2 separate regions of the Mus musculus genome follow, and region 2 is linked to region 1. Evidence: chromatin loops called from intact Hi-C (ENCODE). Cell type or tissue: heart. All regions are shown on one strand. Each heading gives the region's core, and the rest is flanking DNA. Links, peaks and the distances in the headings are about the cores only. Region 1 overlaps Gm39816 (a long non-coding RNA gene). Region 2 holds the start of 4930597A21Rik (RIKEN cDNA 4930597A21 gene).

Region 1 (11,673 bases), core at 3,644-8,643:
TCAACTTCTTCCCAAGCTTCTGAAGAATTCTTAGAGGCACTGATTAACATTCCCAGCCCCAGCACATGTATAGAGCAGCCTTGCTTTCTTTTTTAATGTTCTCTGTTAGCAACCAAACTCTTAGAACAGATCTGTCTTTAGAATTCCATTTCCTCACATTCTAACAAGCTGGGCGGGGGCTACTAAGACTTGGTTGCGCATGCATGCATATCATCTGAATGTTGATTAAAATGCTGTTTGATCATAGACCTGCCCCTTGCCCCCCCAAATTAGGCTATACCTCCCCAAAGCATGTCATTCAAAATAAGGAACTTCCAGGCTTCTGATCTGTCTGGTTAGAGCACTCAACCTTCTGGGCAGGAAAAGCAAATTCTCCTTTCCCACTCTGCTGCCCAAGACAAAGGCAGTTTTTTTTTTATTAGATATTTTCTTTATAATATATATATTTCAAATGCTATCCTGAAAGTTCCCTATACTCTCCTTCTGCCCTGCTCCCCTACCCACCCACTTCTGCTTCTTGGCCCTGGCATTCCCCTGTACAGGGGCATAAGTTTGCAATACCAAGGGGCCTCTCTTCCCAATGATGGCTGACTAGGCCATCTTTTGCTACATATGCAGCTAAAGACAAGAGCTCCCGGGTACTGGTTAGTTCATATTGTTATTCCACCTATAGTGTTTGCAGACCCCTTCAGCTCCTTGGGTGCTTTCTCTAGCTTCTCCTTTGGGGATCCTGTGTTCCATCTTATAGATGACTGTGAGCATCCACTTCTGTATTTGCCAGGCACTGGCATAGCCTCATACGAGACAGCTATACCAGGGTCCCTTCAGCAAAATCTTTCTGGCATATGCAATAGTGTATGGGTTTGGTGGCTGATTATGGGATGGATCCCTGGGTGGGGTATTCTCTGGATAGTCCATCCTTTCGTCTTAGCTCCAAACTTTGTCTCTGTAACTCCTTTCATGGGTATTTTGTTCCCTATTCTAAGGAGGAATGAAGTATCCACCCATTGGTCTTCCCTCTTCTTGATTTTCTTGTGTTTTGCAAATTGTATCCTGGGTGTTCTATGTTTCTGGGGTAATATCCACTTATCAGTGAGTGCATAACTAATGACTTCTTTTGTGATTGGGTTACCTCACTAAGGATGATATCCTCTAGATACATCCATTTGTCCAAGAATTTAATAAATCCATTGTTTTTAATAGCTGAGTAGCAACTTTAAACTACGTTTCCTCTAGTGTACGCTGCCTCCAAGTCAGGAGTCATGTAGGCTGGGGTCACTTGGTGGGAAGCTTGCCTACCCACTCTAGGGAACTTATGAGTCAGAAATCCTGCATTCATTTTGGGGGCCTGGCTCTCTCCCTCTTTCTTCAAGCCCCATCACGCTCCTTGTGGTATGGTACTCCATCCCTGACAATGCTCTCCCACTTTGAGACTGACCATGGCTCCTATGGTCACCAGTCTCTCCCTCCTATTAAAGTTCTTCTGAAGGGAGATCTCATGTTAGCTCCCTTTATTAACCTGCATTTTATTTCTATCAGATGCATCTCTGACTCCATAGATCTGAATGTGGCCCGAGATTCTGTGTTTCTAACATGCTCTTAGGTAACACCACTGCTGCTGTCTGTGGGCTACACTTTGAGCATCAAGGTGGGAATTCTACTTTTAATTTCCCTTCTCTTCTCCATCCCCACCCTGCTTTTAGGTTTTAGAAGTCAGGATTGGTGGAGAGGGAACCCACCACTAGCCATATCTCTTGCATTAAGCTCTGGTATAATTTCATATTATTTTCCCCCTTCTATCTTGTATATGACATATTTTGGGCTCTTCCTTCATCCTTGTTGGATGTTCATCTTCTAGCTCTCATGAATTGGGATTATCCCACTGAAAGAAGGTGACACAAAGAATTCTATGTGATGATAGAACCATCTATTATAATGTAGTTTGTAGTGGCTGTGTCTGTTTTGTAGTCTGGGACAGCAGCCTGGACGAAATGATTTAAATCAGTGAAAAAAATATTACTAGGGAAAAATATAATTAGGACAGGCCTGGTGCTGAATAAATCCCATTGTGTGCAGCACATGCCTCATAGACAAAGCAACAGAAGCCATTGTTCCCAGCATTCATTTGCTGGCTGTCACCCATGTTGATTTCTGTCTGCTTCTGAGGTGGATGTGGGAGGAGTAATGGTAGCAATTATAGCTCCTCAAGGATCTATTTTTTTCCCATGGCACTAAGAGAGGTCCTGAAGGTCTGACACAGAGTAGCTAAACATAGTAGTGAGGGACCTTGAGCTAATCATTGAAGCTGCCATTAGTGCAAGAGGTGGACCCCCTTGTAATAGGAATTACTGTAAATGGATATAGGAGTCAGGGGGATAATTGACTGACCAAGTCATAAGCATGTTTGTGGAAAGGAAAAGCCACAAAACCATATTGGATGCCTTCGTCCATTAGCCCTTCAGTGTAAGTGAGTGGCTGCTGCTGCTGGTCCATCTTGGACTAAGAGTGGAGCTCTTAAGGGCGTCAAATCCTGTAGAAATGATAACTTAAGGAGGATGTGAGGATGTGCTTCTTGAATCTGTGAGACTGTATCTTTATGAGTTGGATTCTTTTCCAAGAAACTGTATTCAAATTCAACTTATCACGAACGCTCTTTGGATGAACTATGTTAGCAGTGCGCATGGTGAGAAAGAGTCTTCCAGGGATTCTTTGAGAACACTCTGCTTTTTTTTTTTTTTTTTTTTTAACTGCTGAGTTTGAAAGTTCACTTGGCCAGAATTTGAAAGGTAGAGAAAGGAGTAGTGCCACCCAATGCTACCTCTGCAGCCTGCTGAGAGCTGGAGTCTATGGAGTGTCCTGTTGGGAAGCTCAGGATTCCAGGCTCTGTGGTTTGCACGTGTTTCTCAGCCAGGTTCCTTCAATCTTTTCATCCCTGTTAGAGGTGATATTGGTGTAGTTCTTTAGACTTGCCAGGTATAGTCACATCCATATTATAAATAGGAACTTATGATCTTCATTTCCAGCTGGCAGGGGCCCAATGTTTGAATATACAATGGTGATTAATTATTGTTCCACAAAATCCTTGGATATCAAAACCTTTTTATTACATTACAAAACAAACAAACAAACAAACAAACAAACACCAAAACACCCAAACCAAACCAAAACCCCAGCTAGGCGGTGTGGTGAATGCTTGGATCTCTGAGTTTGAGACCAGCCTGGTCTACAGAGTGAGTCAGTTCCAAAACAGCCAGGGATACACAGAGAAATGCTGTTTTGAAACTGAAAGACCCACAATGTGAGGGCTCCCCCACGTTCTGACTCAGGAGAGGCGACACCCCAAAATCACCCACAAGAAACAGGTCTTGCTGCAAATTGCAAGAGGATTTTTATTCAAGAGCGCTCTCGGGCCCATGGTCATACACCACGCAGGGGTAGAGGACCGTGGCGAGTAGCTGGGTAAGGGGGTATTTAAAGGAAGAAACCGAAACTCAAGGAAGTGGGGAGGGCGTTGTTGGAAGATACCAAAGATACCAGTTAAGAGTCACAAGGAAGTGTAAAGTTACAAGAGTCACAAGGAATACCTGGTAATTGTTAACTCTCAAGACAGCTTCTAAGAGCCTCTAACAATAGCACATTTGCATTGCAGGTTCTGGTAATGGCCAGGGTGACTTTCTTTGAATGAGCACTCTTTGAACCCAGGAAGCGGGTGGGTAGAGGAATGTCGCTATCTTTTTTATGATTAGCATACCTTTACAAAGGCCACATTCCCAAGCCTGGGCCTAAAGGCCTAGAATTCTGTTTTTACGTTGTTATACTTTCAAAACCAAAACCAAAACCCAAAACTGAAATAAACAAACCAAAACCAAAACCAACCAACCTAAGAAACTACCGAAACCCAAAGAGTAGCTCTTCAAACATTGAATAACTGAAACCCAGATGCTGCCTGCCTCCCGTGGTGGGGCTGGTGCTTATACTATTTCCTAAGGTCCATGAACACGAATGCAAAAACACTTAAATACACACACACACACACACACACACACACACACACACACTGAATTCACGAGATACTAGACGTGATTTATAGCACACACCACATAGGAGGCAGCTAACAGACCTCCCATCCCACTCTGTCCTCTGCCAGCTGCGCCCTCCCTTACTTCAGACAGATCTTGCAACTCTGTTATCTAGGCCACACTGTATGTGTTTTTCACACCCCAGCTGGCTAGACCAAACCTTGGGATTATCTCTGGATCATTTTCCTGTACCTCTCAGAGGTATTTTTACAACCAGAGCTTTGGAGTTAGCACATGGTGAAGGGAGGCTGAGGCAGGAGGATTGTGAGTTAGAGGTTAGACACTGTTGCAGAAAGAAACAGAACCCTACCAAGCTTCTTGTAGTTTTCACTCATTAGAACCTCACTGAGAGCTGTTAGCTTCCTCTGCTGAATAAAGACTGTCTCCATTTTGTTAACCACTTTGCCTACTGAAAAAAAAAAGTGAATCCCCATTTTTATGGGTTCAGGTGTTTGTAAAAATAAGGATTTTTAAAGTGCATAGTCATTTTTCTAAAAAGAAAATAATTTTGTTTCTATGGGTCTGAGCATCTTGCCTGCATGTAAACCTGTTTATCTTGTATTTACATTGATTGTGGAAGCCAGAAGAGGCTGTTGGATCCCCTGGAACTGGAGTTTTACAGACAGTTGTGAGTGGCTGTTTGAGTTCTGGGTCTTCTGGAAGAGCAGCCAGTGTTCCTAACCATTGAGCCATCTTTCCAGCCCCTAAATCATGTAGTCTTAATGGGAGATGTCATTTGAATCATTATTGATCACCATACAGTCTTCTAGTCTCTCCTTTCAGTGACTCTGAAAAAAGAAAAACTGGTTTTGTGTCTCTCTACACTTTTCTTTAATGTCTTGGCAGGACGCTTGCACTTCCTACTATGCCTCTTGGTCCTCCCACTATGCCTCTTGGTCTCCACACTGTCATGCTTTCTCCCCCATGCTATGCCACATTATTTCACCACAATCTTTCTGAAGGCCACCCCTTAGATTTTTCTCTCTTTAGATTTTTTTCCTTCACTGTTTCTGTTACACAGAGATGTTGGTGAGTGACAGTAACATGGTGTGTCCTGTGTACAAGGCCATTTGCATGCCAGTAGGGACTACTGCATTTGTACAGTCTGAACCCTGGTGAGTATTCTCCTTGGGAGAATTACAGTCACTCGTTAGACCAAAGAGACCAGTTTTTGGCAGAGGATAGCCAACCTCATGTGTGAGTTTCCCCATGTCAGGGTCAGGGTTAAGTTGCATGCTGAGATAAGAACATGAAAGAGAACTTGACATTACAATTTAATTTTGTCTAGTGGCTTCGATGAGCTCCTCTATAACCAAACAATAGAATCATAGTCACACATTTTTGGATAGCTGGCTTGCTGCGATTTCCTATGTATTTTGAATGGTGGCTTTCACATGATAAATCTTGAATAATTATTTGTGAAATAGGCAGATCAATAGATTTAGTTTCCCAACATTTACCCAATCTGGTCTTCACCTATCGGGACTGAAAACACCTTTCTCTTGAGAATTCTGACCTGAGAGTTATTTGTGAATTCTGCCTTTTTCTTCTAGCTGCCAGAGGGTGTCGCTGTTGAAGCTGTATTCTGACTTAGCCCAATGAGGCTCCTATATCTGGGAGTCTGTGCCAGAGAGAGGCTGTTTCTATCTCTGCAAAAGTCAGGGTGGTCCTCTAGGGACCATAGGTCAGGGATGTTCAGAGCTCTGGGTGCCAAGACTGCAGATCTGAGCGTGTCTCTGTGTCCCTGGGCTCTGCTACATCCTGGGGTATAAGCCTACCCAGGAGTCTGCTGGAAGGCCATTCTCAGATCTGTGCACTCACACACAGGGTTTTGACCTTCCTTTTATAGAGAGCATTCTTCCAAGAAGACAGTGTCAGGGCCTCCCAAGGATTGTTGTCTATCCTGCCTATAGTGTGATATGACTGAAGATGCTCTGGCTAAATAGAACTACTAAATGGTGTTGGCAAACACAGATATGATGCCAATATTAGGTACAAGACATAAATTCAGTCATTCAACAAGTCCTATATTAGATAGTCTCATTACATTTGCCATAGGGAAGAGAAAAATATCTGAGTGTGTTCAAAGCCACATTTTCAAGGCTTATATTTTAGTGAAGGGTAACATGAAACCCTGCATGTCTTTAGAGTGACTGTCCTTAATCACTCCACAGTTACTCTGTCAGCAACCTTTGGAGGAGCGCTCTGCAAATAGAGGTATGACCTCAGACAACACTGCAGTGTCAAAGGATTGATTCTTCCTTCTGGTAGCAAGGAACTCAGAGGCTCCAGGTGTCCTAAATTTCCTGCCCTTAGAATTCTCCAGTGTCGACTCACTTACTTAACAATCTGCAGTCATACAGATGTCTCATGTGAGACCTCTTCTATGTCCCCTGACTCCGAAGTTCCATGAGACGGAACCAATCCTACCAACTCCCCCCCCTTTCCCGCCCCCCATGAAAACCAGAGGAAGTCAGGAATGGCAGTGCACCCCTGTAATTCTAGATTGCAATTCTAATATTCAGGGGGGAGTTTGTGGTCAACTTGAGATATATAGTAAGTTCCAGGTCAGCCTAGACTATAAATCAAGTCAAAACAAAACAAGACAAAACCAGCAAAAATACCTATCCAGCCGCACTGAGGTCCAATAGGCATACACCAGACCTTCTAATCCCCTTTGAGAAAGATTACAAAAACATTCCGATTCAGCCTGTTCTGTTCCTTAAATCAAAATCTAATTCTCCCTCCTATGTCTATAATTTGAGGTTAGTTTAAACCAAGCCAAGTCTTCAGAGGCAATATGAGATGATTTCTTTGTTCAAAGAGCAGGGGCATTGCATCTTGAAGTGAACATTCAAAGCTTTGTCTCCTGAAGGATCCCTGAGAGGGCTCTAACCAGCGTGTGTGCGCGTGCGTGTGTGTGTGTGCATCTGTGTGCATGTGTGTGTGTATGCATGTATGCATGCGTGTATTTCTCAGTCTTTAAGAATATTTCTCCTTAGAAAGTGTGTATAAAAAAATCCTCCCACCAGTTCTGATCCAATGGTGCTAATGTGCCCCTGGGAAATCATGTCCCCTTTAAGAGTAGCTTCATGTTCTCTCTCTGTCCCTAAGCAAGAGAACTGGGTTGAGCTTTATTATTAGAAATTTGTCTTAGGAAAGCGTTTGGTTTTCTTGTCTTTTCTAAATGGAGTGTATTAACCTACCAGAGATTAATTTACCGCTAGTGGTTAAACTTTTTTTTTTTAAGAGCATCTTTGTGAGGTTACAAATAATAATGTTTAAAGAGTTTCGTTCTGGTGCTTGGCATACTGTGAGCATCCTGGAAATGCTGGCTGGTATTGTCATTGCTGCTATGACCTCTCTCATAAGTGGAGCCACTTCCTGCTTGGGTAACCAGCCCTAGTTATGGGATCTTCACTGTGGGGAAGTGTTGTCTGTCAGCTAATATATGGGAAGTGTTTAGTGTAGGCTTCAGCACCTAGTGAGCAGTTAGCAAATTCAAGCACGTTTCTAAAGTGTGAATCTAGCATGGTAGATTTATTTAGCTGAGGCAATAGATAAAAAAAAAATCTCAATGACACCAAGAGAAATGAATTTATTTCTGATTGTGCTGTGGGTTCCAGGCATTCCAAAAGACGGCAGAAAACTTTGGAAGCACGTACCAAAGTCGTATCAGAATTAAGAGTATAAGCAAAATGACCTGGGTGGCCCCTTCCCCGGATTCACACTTGGCAGGGACATTTTATGGGGTAGGGAGAGTGTGGATAGATGATCATTGTCAGATGTAGAACGGAAAGTCTGGCTAAGGGTCAGTAGAACCTTGACTGACAGTTGGCAATTGTGTGTGTGGGTAATTGGACATGTGGGTAATTGGCTTCCCAGAGCAAACCTTAATCCTGTTAAAGTTCACAGAAAATTGCTTAAGCATTCTATCAGGAACGCTAACTTCTCAGGAGGTTATTAAGAAAAAAAAAAGACTCTCCCCTCTGGTCAAATTTGAAACACTCTTTAGTATTTGTAGGGCTCAGTCACTCTGTGCTACTCAGATCATTCAGGGGATCCTGGCTGATGGCAGCTTCATCATTATGTGTACAGTGTGTGTGACTTCATCCTGGTCGCTGTCTTTACTCATCGAGGATGGAAGAAAGAACAGAGTAGCAGCAACAGAGTTTCCTTCAGCACATGAGCGAGAAGTTGGACATGCAGCTCGTGTTACAGACCGGGAGGAGACATTTGGCTAAATGGCTCACGAACATCAAAGAGGGCTTCAAAATGCAACCCTTGACTCCCAAGTCTGTGTTCACATCCATTTACTAGCCATACGGGTTTTACTATAGGAAAGTAACTGGAGAGAGCCTGTGGTCTGTGTCACAGTGAGGAAGTACTTACCCTTGCGGTACCTACTGCATCCTAGTGTGGAGCTGATAAACTAGGACCCTTAGGCCATGTCCATCTACAGTCTGTATTATAAGCGTTTTTATTAGACCACAGCATGCCCAGACATACATCTGACATCGGGGGCTAACTTCACACTACAGTGACAGCAGAATTGTTGGAACAGAGACCACAACGGCTCCACATTGTGAAGGATTTATTTTTTGGACCTTCATAGGAAAAGTTTGCTGACTTTTGTAACACCAGGGCTTTTGAACTGCCCGCAGTGCATACACTTAGAACGTCAGTCAGTATTGCTTTCTGTACTTATGCTAGCGATGTATGAGGTTACCTGCTGCACAGCATCCTTAGCAACACAGAATATCAAACTTGTGTGGGTAGATTATGATGTGCTGACACACACCAATAGTCCCAGAACTCTTGAAGCTGGGGCAGGAGGATGCAGAGTTGGAGGTGACTCTGGCAGAGTAAGACTTTGTCTCAGACCAAGAAACAAATGAAGCTTCTATGTGTGCACACTTTGATAGATGAAAAAGTGACATTTCATTATAGCTTTAACCATACTTATATTAAGATTGAGCCTTCTGCTGGGTACTGATGGGCCACACCCTTAATCCTAGCACTCAGAAGGAAAAGGCAGGCAGATCTCGGAGTCTGAGGCCAGCCTGGTCTACACAGTGAGTTCTAAGATAGCCAAGGCTGCACAAAAGGAAACAAATTGAGTTTTTTTTAAAATAAATGAAATTGGTAAAATCTTTTTAATTTGGCTCAGGGTGTTTTGAGTTAGGGTTTTTCTGGGTAACCCTGGGTGTCCTAGAACTTACTCCAGAGGCTAGAACTCAGAGATCTGCCTGCTTCTACCTCCCTAGTGCTGGGATTAAGGAAGATGCTCAGCACACCCAACAGAAGTTTTAAGACTCTTTAGCTTGCTGTTTTCTGGACCATTTGTTTGTATCCATTAAGGTGTTGGTGGCGGTCTTTATGTGCTACGAAGTGGATTCTTGTTTTACTCATCATGTAATCTCTAGTTTGCCTGTGAAAGTCTTTGTTGTGAAAGATTTAATTTTTTTCTCGTGTGTGTGTGTGTGTGTGTGTGTGTGTGTGTGTGTATTCAAATTTAAGAGTTTTTTTTTTTTTTTATATCTGAGTGTGTTGGTGCACACTTATAATCCCAGTGCTTTGGAGATAGAGACAGGAGGATGGCAAGTTCCATTCCAGCCTGTGCTATGTACATTTTGTCTCAAACCAAACCAAAAGTGGTTTTCTTCACTGACTTCTGACTCACATGCCTTAGTTAGGAGGCCTTCCCCGCCCAACTCTAAGACTAGACAAGAATCTCTTTCACTGTTTTCTAGAAGAGTTTTGTGGTTATCATATTTTACATCTAAATATTTGTTACATCTGTGATTTATTTTGCCTTATAGTTAGAGGAGTGGATTTGATTTTTCCCCTCTAAATGGCGACCCATTGTGTGTATGACATTTTAGAAATAATACTTCTTTAGCATATATTAAGTTTCAATATATTTTTAGGTTCCACCAGCATGTGTATTTATGGCCCTGTATTATGTTGCTTTAATTAATGTAATTTTATATTTTCATATATGTCAGGGCTAATTTGCCCTCATCACTTTTATTATTTTAACACAAAAGTTTTTTTTTTTTTTTTTTTTTTTTGTAGTTCCATAGTATTTTCTTTTTTTTTTTTTTCTCTTATATTTTTTTTCCATTTTTTATTAGGTATTTAGCTCATTTACATTTCCAATGCTATACCAAAAGTCCCCCTTACCCACCCACCCCCACTCCCCTACCCACCCACTCCCCCCCTTTGGCCCTGGTGTTCCCCTGTACCGGGGCACACAAAGTCTGCGTGTCCAATGGGCCTCTCTTTCCAGTGATGGCCGACTAGGCCATCTTTTGATACATATGCAGCTAGAGTCAAGAGCTCAGGGGTACTGGTTAGTTCATAATGTTGTTCCACCTATAGGGTTGAAGATCCCTTTAGCTCCTTGGGTACTTTCTCTAGCTCCTCCATTGGGAGCCCTGTGATCCATCCATTAGCTGACTGTGAGCATCCACTTCTGTGTTTGCTAGGCCCCGGCATAGTCTCACAAGAGACAGCTACATCTGGGTCCTTTCGATAAAATCTTGCTAGTATATGCAATGGTGTCAGCGTTTGGATGCTGATTATGGGGTGGATCCCTGGATATGGCAGTCTCTACATGGTCCATCCTTTCATCTCAGCTCCAAACTTTGTTTCTGTAACTCCTTCCATGGGTGTTTTGTTCCCACTTCTAAGGAGGGGCATAGTGTCCACACTTCAGTCTTCATTTTTCTTGAGTTTCATGTGTTTAGGAAATTGTATCTTATATCGTGGGTATCCTAGGTTTTGGGCTAGTATCCACTTATCAGTGAGTACATATTGTGTGAGTTCCTTTGTGATTGTGTTACCTCACTCAGGATGATGCTCTCCAGGTCCATCCATTTGGCTAGGAATTTCATAAATTCATTCTTTTTAATAGCTGAGTAGTACTCCATTGTGTAGATGTACCACATTTTCTGTATCCATTCCTCTGTTGAGGGGCATCTGGGTTCTTTCCAGTTTCTGGCTATTATAAATAAGGCTGCTATGAACATAGTGGAGCATGTGTCCTTCTTACCAGTTGGGGCTTCTTCTGGATATATGCCCAGGAGAGGTATTGCTGGATCCTCCGGTAGTACTATGTCCAATTTTCTGAGGAACCGCCAGACTGATTTCCAGAGTGGTTGTACAAGCCTGCAATTCCACCAACAATGGAGGAGTGTTCCTCTTTCTCCACATCCTCGCCAGCATCTGCTGTCACCTGAATTTTTGATCTTAGCCATTCTCACTGGTGTGAGGTGGAATCTCAGGGTTGTTTTGATTTGCATTTCCCTGATGATTAAGGATGTTGAACATTTTTTCAGGTGCTTCTCTGCCATTCGGTATTCCTCAGGTGAGAATTCTTTGTTCAGTTCTGAGCCCCATTTTTTAAGGGGGTTATTTGATTTTCTGAGGTCCACCTTCTTGAGTTCTTTATATATGTTGGATATTAGTCCCCTATCTGATTTAGGATAGGTAAAGATCCTTTCCCAGTCTGTTGGTGGTCTTTTTGTCTTATAGACAGTGTCTTTTGCCTTGCAGAAACTTTGGAGTTTCATTAGGTCCCATTTGTCAA
Region 2 (11,673 bases), core at 2,322-7,321, 1.2 Mb after region 1:
TTTGCTGTCAGCATAATGCCTCCGGCTGAAGTCGTCTGACCTAAGATGGGCCACACAGATCCCGGCTCCCAACCCCAGCCTTAAAACACCTCTCTGCAGCAGGGTGTGGTTGGGAAGACTGGGCAAAGTGGGTGCTTCTATGGCAACCTCGCTGTTTCTATGGGGGAGGGGAGGGGTAATCTGACTGACTGTAGGATTTGGGGACCACCCCAAGTCACCTAGCATAGCATTTTTGCCTGAGGGTGTGAAATGTTGGTGTGCTGCCCAGAGAATTGCCTGGTGGGTTTAAAGTCCATAAATATCCTGTTGGAGGGCTGGCATGAGTAATTGTCCAGCTCTCTCTGGGGCTTGAGCTCCTCAGTCTGGTTTGTAGCTATTTAATTTCCTCCATAACACTGATACCCTTCCCAGTTCACCGGCTCAAGGCTGGTTTCTGTTCCTTGCAACACAGCAAGCCGATATGGCAGGGAACTGGCCCGCAATGAGATGATGATGGGACCTTTAGACTCTCCATCAGTGCTGAGGTTCTCGGATAAAGACAAATCTAATCTTCCTCCTCAGAAGCCATCGACACAGATGCACTGCAGAGACCCTGCAGGGCTCCACAGTGTGAGCAGGCAGGCTGGCAGAGACGGGATTCCACAAACAAGCTCAGTAGAACTTACAGTGATGTTCAGAGGACCCCTGCAAGGGGTGTTGCCAGGAAGGCTGTCCCCTATGAAGACGATGTCCATCCATAACGAATTGCTGGAGTCAAGGTGTTGGGCAGGGGTAGGAACCAGGAATACAAGGAGGGTCGTGAAGTCTTAACATGGCTCCTCTTCAGTAACAAACTGGACCCAAGGAAGCCTGAAGAATTCTTCATAAGAGCTTAATATGTTTTCTGCTAGAAAACACTTCTGTTAGGGAATGGATTTTTCAAGATTTATTTTATTATTCATTTATATGTGTGTGTACCAGTGTGTGCCTGTCTGTGTACACTGTGTACATGTGTGTGCATATGTGTGCATGTGTGTGCATATGTGTGTGTGTGCATGCGTGTGTGTGTGTGTGTGTTCCTGTGTGTCTATGTGCCTTCAGAGGCCAGCAATAATGGTGGCTATGAACCACTTTCTCAGTGCTGGGAACAGAACTCTGTTCTCTACAAGAGCAACAGGCGACCTTAACCAATGAATGAGTCATCTCTTCAGCCCTGGTCTTGGTGGTTTTTGTTTTGTTTTGGTTTGGTTTGTTTTGTTTTGTTTTGTTTTGTTTTGGTTTGGTTTGGTTTGGTTTGGTTTGGTTTGGCTTGGCTTGGCTTGGCTTGGCTTGGTTTGGCTTGGCTTGGTTTTTTTGTGGGATGAGGCCTCACGCTGTACCCCCAAGTTGATCTGAAACTCATTATGTGGCCCCAGGATGCCTTTGAACTCACACAGATTCTCCTGTTTCTGCCTACCTACCACTGGGCTTACATTTTTATTTCCATGTTCAGTGCCTCGGATGAACCCTGGTATCTACTCCTGCACGTGTAAATTTGGCGATGAGGCTGGGGGCGGGGGAAACTTGGGGCTCTCCACCTAATTCAGGACATGAAGGAGAGTGGATTGAGTGTGGAATTCAAGATAGGAAAACGTTCTTGCTCATTTACAATCAACCGTTTTGCAGAAAATTTCTTCTGCAAAGAAGCCCCCATTTCTTTATATCTCTAGCTAGAGGGAAAACATGCTGTTTTGTTGAACAGGAAGACCCTCCTCTCAGCTTTGCTAAACCCATCGGGCTGGGAGAGAATACGGGTTTTAAAAAGTCACTTTTATAAAACCAGAAAATCATTGCTGTATCACATTTCTTACCTTAGAATGGTGTTTCTTAATGGCATAAAGAAAACACAGCATATTTGATGGGAATCCATTGTCTTCCCCCTCTTTAAATTATTTAGTAACCTGGGGTAGCTAAGAAATTGTCTCTGCTCCAATAATTTGCTATGCTAATTGTGGCCAGCAAATGAGTAACTATAACCAATTACTCAAGGCTGGAAAGGGCTGAGCCGATGTTGGGGGTTAAGAGTGCAATTCGGTGGCTCGGCCTCCCAAACCTTCACTCAGAATCTCTCTGAAGACTCAAGAAGAAAAGCTTTGCAACCAGAATCGAGGGGGACCAGTTTTCTGATGGTGTCCTGGGGGACTCGAATGAAAGTCAAGCAATTTGAAGAATCTCCTCAGGTTGTACTCAGCGGAACTCCTGACCTCTGCTTCGTCCTATCTGTCGTAAGCCTTTATCAGGAGGAGATGCCAAATCACAGGCCATTTGGTGGCGTATAATTGCTTGACACTGACAGCGAGGGCTATATATCTTCTGTGTAGACAGAGGAGTGGGCACTTTAAATAGCAGAAGACGGATGACAAACACACATCACCATAACCATGAAAGGAAATCAAAGCAACACAACACCAAGACGGATACCAAACTAAAGCAAAATATGGATTGAGTAGAGATGGAGGGACATGATTAATAATGTACTGCTTCTAATCACATCTTCCCATATATACCAAAAACACTGAAAATTATGGAGGAAAGAAGGAGTGGAGGGGAGGAAAAAAAGGAGTTAGGTGAGGAAGGAGGGGGAGGGAAGGAGGAAGACAAGAGAACTGGGAAGGACAATTCAGTGAAGCCTTGATGTGGTCTGCGATGGTGTATAAGCTCTGAGATAAGCATGTGGCATGCTGTGATCAATGTATGAAGCACTGTGATTGGAGTATAAAGCGCTGTAATGAATACATGAAGTATTGTGATCAGTGAATAACACACTGCCATCAGCACATAGAACGCTAATCAGAGTATGCAGCACTGTGATTGGTGTATGCAGCGCTGTGATCTGTCTTGTGGCTACAGTATTCAGTGATCCTGAACTGTCCTAAGAGAAAGATCTTCAGTCTCCACTTTCTTGCCATCTGCCTAAGGAAAGTCTCAGGGTTAGTCTGTCTGTAAGTATTCTTTAATACTCTGTAACTCTAAACACAGGACAAAAACACAGCAAGTGCCAGGCCCTGACCTTCAGCACATAGTACCTAGGTCAGATTTAATTACCCCACTCTAATATATATATGGAGGGGTGTGTATTTATACATATGTGTGGAGCCAGTATGTGTTTATATTTTCATGGTCACATATGTGTGGCTGCACATGTATGGTGGTGCATGTGTGCATGTGTGTGCGCATGAATGTGGTAGTCCAGAGTTGAAGGCAAATGTCTTCTTCAATCAATCCCCCCTTACTTACGGAGGCAGGGTCTCTCTTTAACCCTAAAGGTCTCCAATTCTGGCTAGTCTCACTAGCCAACTTGCCAAGGGGATCTTTACGTCCCGGGTTCTGGAATTACTGGCAGCCAGTCCTCTTGCCTGGCTGATCCACTGGATCATATCTACAGTCTCTAAGTTATTCCCTCTGGGTACCTTCTACTTATGCAAGGGAAAAGGTTTACATTTGTGATTGTAACATTATTGAGATCTCTTTACTTCCATTTACATAAACAGAGATAAACACAAATGAGATAAATAAGGGGGTGTGGGCCTGGAGGTCCATCCCATATACAATCACCAAACCCAGACACTATTGTGGAAGCCAACAAGAGCTTGCTGATAGGAGCCTGATATAGCTGTCTGCTGTGAGGCTTTGCCAGTGCCTGACAAATACAGAAGTGGATGCTCACAGTCATCCATTGGACGGAGCACAGGGTCCTCAATGAAGGAGCTTGAGAAAGTACCCAAGGAGCTGAAGTGTTTTGCAGCCTCATAGAAGGAGCAACAATATGAATTAACCAGTACCCCCAGAGCTCCCTGGGATTAAACCACCAATCAAAGAAAACACATGGTGGGACTCATGGCCCTAGTTGCATATGTAGCAGAGGATGGCCTGGTCGGTCATCAATGGGAGGATAGGCCCTTGGTCCTGTAAAGGCTCTATGCCCCAGTATAGGGGAATGCCAGGGCCAGGAAGCAGGAGTGGGTGGGTTGGTGAGCAGGGGGAGGGGGGAGGGGGAGAGGATGTTTTGGGAGAGGAAACCAGGAAAGGGGATAACATTTGAAATTTAAATAAAGAAAATATCTAATTTAAAAAAAAATAAGGGGGTGTGGGGCAGAGGGAGGGGCAGGCTGACAGAGTAAACAGTAATGGGTCCAGAGTGGTCCAGAGAAAAATTTCTCGTAAGAACACTGAAACACTTTCAATCAGAAAATATCAGCTTAAAGGCTACCCTAATCCCTACCTTAAAGCTTACCCTAATCATTTTACACATAAGGAAACCAGGGCCTGGGGGTCAGCAGGAATCACCCAGTCCACAGTATGAAATGGTAGACACAAACTTAATCTAAAACTTCGTTCTCCACCTCCATTACCTCTAACCTTACTTAATTTGTAGGTCTTTCCAAGTCTGTGTGTGTTAGAATTGCTTAAATGTATCTGCTTTAAGAATCCAAGAACAACGGATGCACCCACAAAGGCAGTTGGAAAACTGAACAAACTGCAGGACCATGGTGACATCTAGTGGTAATCTTTGGTAGTGCACCTGTCTAGAAGACCTTTGATTTAATCAGGCTTACCATGAAAGCAGAAATATTCTTTTGTACACTGTTCCCTAGTTTGAGTTTGTCTGCTATGGTTATGAGATATACTTGAACAGTAATCCCACATATAGGATTATATGCTGAAGAATATATATATATATATATATATATATATATATATATATATTCAAATCATAGCAAAAGGCACATGACAAAGGCTTGTCATGGCACTGGTTATATTGAGTGTTTGGTTACAGTGGTCCTGACCACCAAGATTCCATCTTAGAAAGCTGCTGTGAATTCTCTTCTAATTAATAAGGGATTCATGGAGTAACAATGTTCGAGTTTGCAAAGCTGATGTTTTTGCTTGAAACCTCAATGAAGTAACAGTTGCAAAATAGTAACCTAATGCTGTCATTTTTTACTCTAATTTTACTCATTAGGATTTTAACATAAAAAGGGAACCTTCCCTATACTCCCATTTTTTATTAATTAATTCTTACATCATCCAGAGTCTTAGATTTCATGAGCTGACTCAGGTATAGATGACATCATCTGTATCTGAAGTGTCAGACGTAGATTACAGTTCTACATTAATTACAGAGTATATCTAAAGCTTCCTAATTTGCTGCAGTGGAGATTGGACTAGGGTGCCATGCATGTGAGGCTATTGCTCTGCCTCTGAGCCACAAAGCGAGCCCTCTGAACCTTTACACAACCTGTATCCAGGCCGAGCCCTTGCCTTAACCCCAACTATCACGCTTAATTTTGAATAAAGGAAGTGTAGTGTGAACCAGAGAAATGTCCTGAAATATAACCCTGCCTATCCAAAAAAAAGAAAGAAAAAAAGAAAAAAGGGAAAGAAAGAAAGAGAGAGAGAGAGAAAATAAGAGAGAGAGAGAGAGAGAGAGAGAAAGGAAGGAAGGAAGGAAGGAAGGAAGGAAGAAAGAAAGAAAGAAAGAAAGAAAGAAAGAAAGAAAGAAAGAAAGAAAGAAAGAAAGAAAGAAAGAAAATGGAGTTTCAATTGGGAAGTTGTCTATTGGCACTGGGGTTTTTTTTTTTTTTCCATTTTTTATTAGGTATTTAGCTCATTTACATTTCCAATGCTATAACAAAAGTCCCCCTTACCCACCCACCCCCACTCCCCTACCCACCCACTCCCCCCCTTTGGCCCTGGCGTTCCCCTGTACCGGGGCACACAAAGTCTGCGTGTCCAATGGGCCTCTCTTTCCAGTGATGGCCGACTAGGCCATCTTTTGATACATATGCAGCTAGAGTCAAGAGCTCAGGGGTACTGGTTAGTTCATAATGTTGTTCCACCTATAGGGTTGAAGATCCCTTTAGCTCCTTGGGTACTTTCTCTAGCTCCTCCATTGGGAGCCCTGTGATCCATCCATTAGCTGACTGTGAGCATCCACTTCTGTGTTTGCTAGGCCCCGGCATAGTCTCACAAGAGACAGCTACATCTGGGTCCTTTCGATAAAATCTTGCTAGTATATGCAATGGTGTCAGCGTTTGGATGCTGATTATGGGGTGGATCCCTGGATATGGCAGTCTCTACATGGTCCATCCTTTCATCTCAGCTCCAAACTTTGTTTCTGTAACTCCTTCCATGGGTGTTTTGTTCCCACTTCTAAGGAGGGGCATAGTGTCCACACTTCAGTCTTCATTTTTCTTGAGTTTCATGTGTTTAGGAAATTGTATCTTATATCGTGGGTATCCTAGGTTTTGGGCTAGTATCCACTTATCAGTGAGTACATATTGTGTGAGTTCCTTTGTGATTGTGTTACCTCACTCAGGATGATGCTCTCCAGGTCCATCCATTTGGCTAGGAATTTCATAAATTCATTCTTTTTAATAGCTGAGTAGTACTCCATTGTGTAGATGTACCACATTTTCTGTATCCATTCCTCTGTTGAGGGGCATCTGGGTTCTTTCCAGTTTCTGGCTATTATAAATAAGGCTGCTATGAACATAGTGGAGCATGTGTCCTTCTTACCAGTTGGGGCTTCTTCTGGATATATGCCCAGGAGAGGTATTGCTGGATCCTCCGGTAGTACTATGTCCAATTTTCTGAGGAACCGCCAGACTGATTTCCAGAGTGGTTGTACAAGCCTGCAATCCCACCAACAATGGAGGAGTGTTCCTCTTTCTCCACATCCTCGCCAGCATCTGCTGTCACCTGAATTTTTGATCTTAGCCATTCTCACTGGTGTGAGGTGGAATCTCAGGGTTGTTTTGATTTGCATTTCGGCACTGGGGTTTTTTTTCTTCAAAAAAATGTTAATGTTGTGCAAGTTATAAAAGTATCAGAAAGCAGTCTAAGCAAAGAAGATCACAGGACTATGACAGTTCTGTAATACAAGTGGGGACCCTAAGGGACACATAGTGTGTTAGTCAATGTTCACAGACATACTAGGGACAAAGGGACATTATGTTTGTACTTATTCTCAAAAGGTTCTGTATGTTTTGTTGAGAAACAGAAAGCAAATATGAGAACTGGAGAAACGGCTTGTGGCTATGAGCACTGGCTGCTCTTGCAGAGAACCCAGGTTCAATTCCCAGCACCCACGTGGGGTCCAGAAGCACCTGTGACTCCAGTTGCAAGGGATCTGGCATCCTCTTTTGGCATCTGTGGGCACCGGTCTCTCTCTCTCTCTCTCTCTCTCTCTCTCTCTCTCTCTCTCTCTCTCTCAACACACACACACACACACATACACACACACACACACACACACACACACACACCACACATACAGGCAAAACACTCATACACATAACATCCCCAAAAAGGATTCTTTTAAAGCAAGCAAGCAAATGTGTCTAGATGTCCACCACAGTTGAAGGGTGGGTAAGGATTTAGCAACTTTCCTGTAAGTTTGAAATTATATAAAATAAAAGTTGGCCAATGAGGAAAAAAAAATGAGATTTTAAGGAATTTTAAAATACTTTGTTAGAAAACAACCAAACCAAAATAAAGGGGTAAAAACTACACTCGTGTCTAGAGACTTGAGAATTTCAAAGCAGCAGAGCCTCAATTTCTTTTCATGACTCTGAATAGTTTGAGGTAAAGTGTGACTCTTTTCATTAGGGAATTACCCTGCTAGTCAAGGAAATCTATTATACATTATTAGTTGAGATTCCCAGGCTGTCTGAAAAATCCCTCAAAGGCACACACATGTGTATGAAAGCTCACACAGATAATATCGTGATGTACAGAAGACGATATCCAGGCAGAGTCCTAGCCTTGAACCCAACCACCCGCCTTTTATTTTGACTAAGGGGAGCTGGGAGCGAACCTAAAGTGTGCTCTGAAGTGCAATCCTTGCCACCTTAAAAAAAGAGGGAATACTAGTTGGGAATGGGATTTATTGGATGTGGGGATATAGGGTGATGGTCCAAAAGAGAACTAATTTGGCCATCAAATACTGGCTTATGTTACATTCTCTTAAGTGAATCTACCCTCCTGTAAGTCCGGTATATCATCTGCATTTAAATCACCCCCACCCAGGGTTAACAGGAGCAAGTGTGCTGGCTGACCTGTCTCTAGGCCAGACACGACATTTGGGGTGGTTTGGGACCAATGCATGATGGGGCTCAGTGTTCTGCTTCCATCCCACCCCACTCCTCCACCCGGAGACTCTCGTTCTCCATTGCTTGTTCTTGTTGTTGCTTCCAGGGAGTAGGTATTGTTTAAGAAAAGAAAAAATGGTCCGGGACTTAGAATTCAATAGTCATGAATTAAAATGACCATTTGGGCCCTGAGAAGACGGCTTCATGGGTAAAGAACTGCAGTTGTAAGCATGAAGCCGTGAGTTCTGATCTCCAGAATGTAGGGACTCTGGCCAGAGTCATAACATGGGGTCTCCCCTTGTACACTTATAAATTGCCATTTTCCTATGTGCCACATCTCTCTCCATTCTACCCAGAGGCAGTCCTTTGTATTTGTATTTGCCTTCAGAGACAAATACCCCTGCCCCCTTTTCCCTCCCCTTCTCCCTCATCCTCTATCCCCTGTATTTGTCTCTTATTCCTACCTCTGTCCCTCAAGAGTAAATAAATGTCCTCTGTGCTGAGAACTTGGTCTTGAGGGTCCTGAGCTGATATTTTTCCTAACATTGAACCCATGTAAATCTGAGAGTACTGGCCTGTGTATTTAACCCCAGTGCATCATTTACACTTAGATAGGAGACAGAGGCAGCAAAATCCCTGGACGCTTGCAAGCCTGGTACATAAAGGATGCAGGAGACTCTGTCTAAAACAAGGTGGGAGATGAGAACTGACCTCATATACACACTCACACTCACACACTCACACACACACACACACACACACACACACACACACACACATCTTTACATTTTTAATCTTCCAGCGGGTTTTTTTTTTTTTTTTTTTTTTTTTCCGAGACAGGGTTTCTCTTTATAGCCCTGGCTGTCCTGGGGCTCACTTTGTAGACCAGGCTGGCCTTGAACTCAGAAATCCGCCTGCCTCTGCCTCTCCAGTGCTGGGATTAAAGGCGTGTGCCACCACGCCCGGCTCTTCCAGCTTATTTAACCACTGTGAAAAGTCAGTTTCTCTGGCTGCTGCTCTGAGCAGCTGCTCTGTAGGTGGCGCTATTATACACGACGACTAACACCTGACCCACCTCTTGCCTAGCCTGCCAGAGTTCGTCAGCAGTTCCTAGCTTCCAATCAATTGGAAGGGCTGCAGGCCTTACATTCTCCACCAAACAACAGGGACCTCCTAAGAATCCAATCTTCTACATCAAGCTCAGATTTCCTAACACAATACCCCAGTTCCTCCATGACCTCAAAGGCCCCGACTATCTCCACCCTACACCCCGCCCCCTGCTTCCTTCCTTTTGCCTTCTCTCCCCTCGTGCCCGTGCCCTAGTTTGTCTGTGAAGTGTTCTGAATCGGAGGATGTACCTTGCATCTGTAGCATCAGGACCGGGTGCTTGAAACATGACTAAGGTGGACGATGAAATGAAGTTTTGATTTTTGAAATGGTATTTAAATAGTCATATGATTTAGTGGCTGTCATAAAGAATGGGCAAACAGCTCCGGGCCTCTGGCTGTTCCCTGGCTGTGCCTTGGTATGTGTGTACTCTTTCTCCTTTCCGGAAGGTTCAGGCTGAACTCCAGCTGCTGTGCACTTCCATAGGATAATGAGACAGAACAGGACAGCGTGGGGCAGGATGTACATACACTTTGCCGGGACAAACATTTAACCAACCATCTCTCATTGGTGCAAATAAACTGACATACCCTTCAGGGCAACTGTACCCTCTGATTCTCACCAACATCAGTGCTTTCATGAAATAGATGAGTTAGGCCAGGCTAGCCCTCGGCTGCCCTTGAATCCATGGTAGAAGGCAGCCGCAGATGGTCGCAAGTCACAGTTTATCCCACCAAAAGTTTCCCAGTATTGTTTGGATTTTGCAGCATTTTAGAAGTAGAGCCAACATTTTAAATGAACAAAAGGGATTTCACTACACTCAATATTCCCATTTTTTTAATTTAAAAATAAAATCAGAACATCAAATCACACTGACCCCATAATCATTTCTGCTCTGTGATAATCAGGACTAATAATTCTGATGTGGCAGCCAATAGCCACATACAGCTATTGCCACTAAAGGAAAATAAACTGTAGAAGTTAGTCACATATGTGTGCACACATGCACATACACACACATAATCCTCTTTCCAGGTTTATTATCTCCTTATTCTTAATCATTTTCCTGGAGATATCCCAGCTGTTGCCAACTTCTGTCTGTCTGTCTGTCTGTCTGTCTGTCTGTCTGTCTGTTTTTCTCTTAATCTTCCCATGGGCTTTGTTTCGGTGATGTTTTTCAAAACAAAAAAAGCTAAGAAGAGCCAGGCAATGGTGGCGCACGCCTTTAATCCCAGCACTTGGGAGGCAGAGGCAGGTGGATTTCTGAGTTCGAGGCCAGCCTGGTCTACAGAGTGAGTTCCAGGACAGCCAAGGCTACACAGAGAAACCTTGTCTTTAAAAACAAACAAACAAAGCTAAGAAGAAATCCCAAAGCATGTGGAAGACTGACTTTTCAGATTCAAATGTTACAGGTAATAGAACAGAGCAAAGAAGGGTGGGTGAGGACCATGGCGACCTGAATGGCATCCATCTCTCCAGACTACAGGAGACAGACCTCATGATTAACCTCTCAACAGCTTGGTAGAACATTCTGGTGACCGACATTTGCTATGAGAGGGTTTTAGTTACTTTTCATGTTGCTAGGATAAAATACCCTGACAAAGCAACCTAATGAAGGGGAGGTGGATATTTTGTTACACAGTTTGAGGGGTACTCTGTCATGGTAGGGAACTCAAGGTGGTAGCAGCTTGAGGCAGCTAGTCACACTGTATCTAAGTCAGGAAAGGAAAAAAAAGAACAAAACAAAACAAAAAACAATGAATGTCTGTGCTCTGATCACTTCCTCTGCTATACAGTCCTGGATTCTAGCCTAGGAGATGGTGCCACCCACGGTGGGTGGATCGTTCCACTTCAATTAACCCAATCAAGAAATCTCCCACAGGCTTCCCAGAGGCCCATCTCCCAGGTGACTCTGAGTTTCATCAAAACAACAACTGATATTAGTCACCAGAGGCTGCTGAATACTTAGAATATGTATCTGTATAATAATCAGTTCTTTGTATGACAATACAAGTATGCTAAAGAAAAGGGATGTGTCTATAGGCAAGGATGCAGAAAACAACTGTGGGATGAAATCGTTTCTGGGTGTGTGACCTGCAAGGAAGGGTATCAGGTGACATAGGACTTAAGGCCTCAACTGGATGTTGGGAGCAAGTGTCCATCAAATGAGGTAAAGCCATCAACCTTCTGGTGACAAACTATTAATTTTTTTTTTCAAAGAAGCAGATTCTTTTTAATGTGAAGTCTCTCCACTTTTGAATTTTTTTAAGAAACCTTTCCAGATTAGATATATCTGCTAGTCTGTAAGCACACAGGTGCCAGCTTGTCGTCCTGAGAGTAAGCAGGGGTGAGAGTCCGTGGTTTTGACTGGTACTGATTCGGGTGGAGATGGACTACAGAGAACAGAAAGGTTCAGTGTGGAGAGAAACTGTGTGATGACCCAGGGACACTGGAC

What was found. Peaks named below come from ENCODE experiments on the same cell type or tissue, not always from the same donor. Only the 100,000 strongest peaks of a DNase experiment are listed, where the experiment ranks them.
Region 2: a loop joins it to region 1, with 4 times the contacts of the local background. A loop is called at or near these places in 4 of 42 quality-filtered maps.

The regions. Positions count from the first base shown.
Region 1 is chr11:45,730,799-45,742,471 of GRCm38, reverse strand. The region is part of intron 2 of Gm39816 (a long non-coding RNA gene); the gene reads left to right. Among named protein-coding and RNA genes, the nearest start is that of Gm39816, 16 kb to the left of the region's middle. In heart, for the core only: a CTCF peak has its summit at 5,631 (motif pointing right); a DNase peak (open chromatin) is centred at 5,751; H3K27ac peaks cover 397 bases.
Region 2 is chr11:44,579,060-44,590,732 of GRCm38, reverse strand. 4930597A21Rik (RIKEN cDNA 4930597A21 gene) reads right to left here and starts at 4,416. Exons shown (of 4, transcript NR_126460.1): 1 at 4,383-4,416; 2 at 3,256-3,431; 3 at 666-899. In heart, for the core only: a CTCF peak has its summit at 4,516 (motif pointing left); no DNase peak of the experiment used is centred there.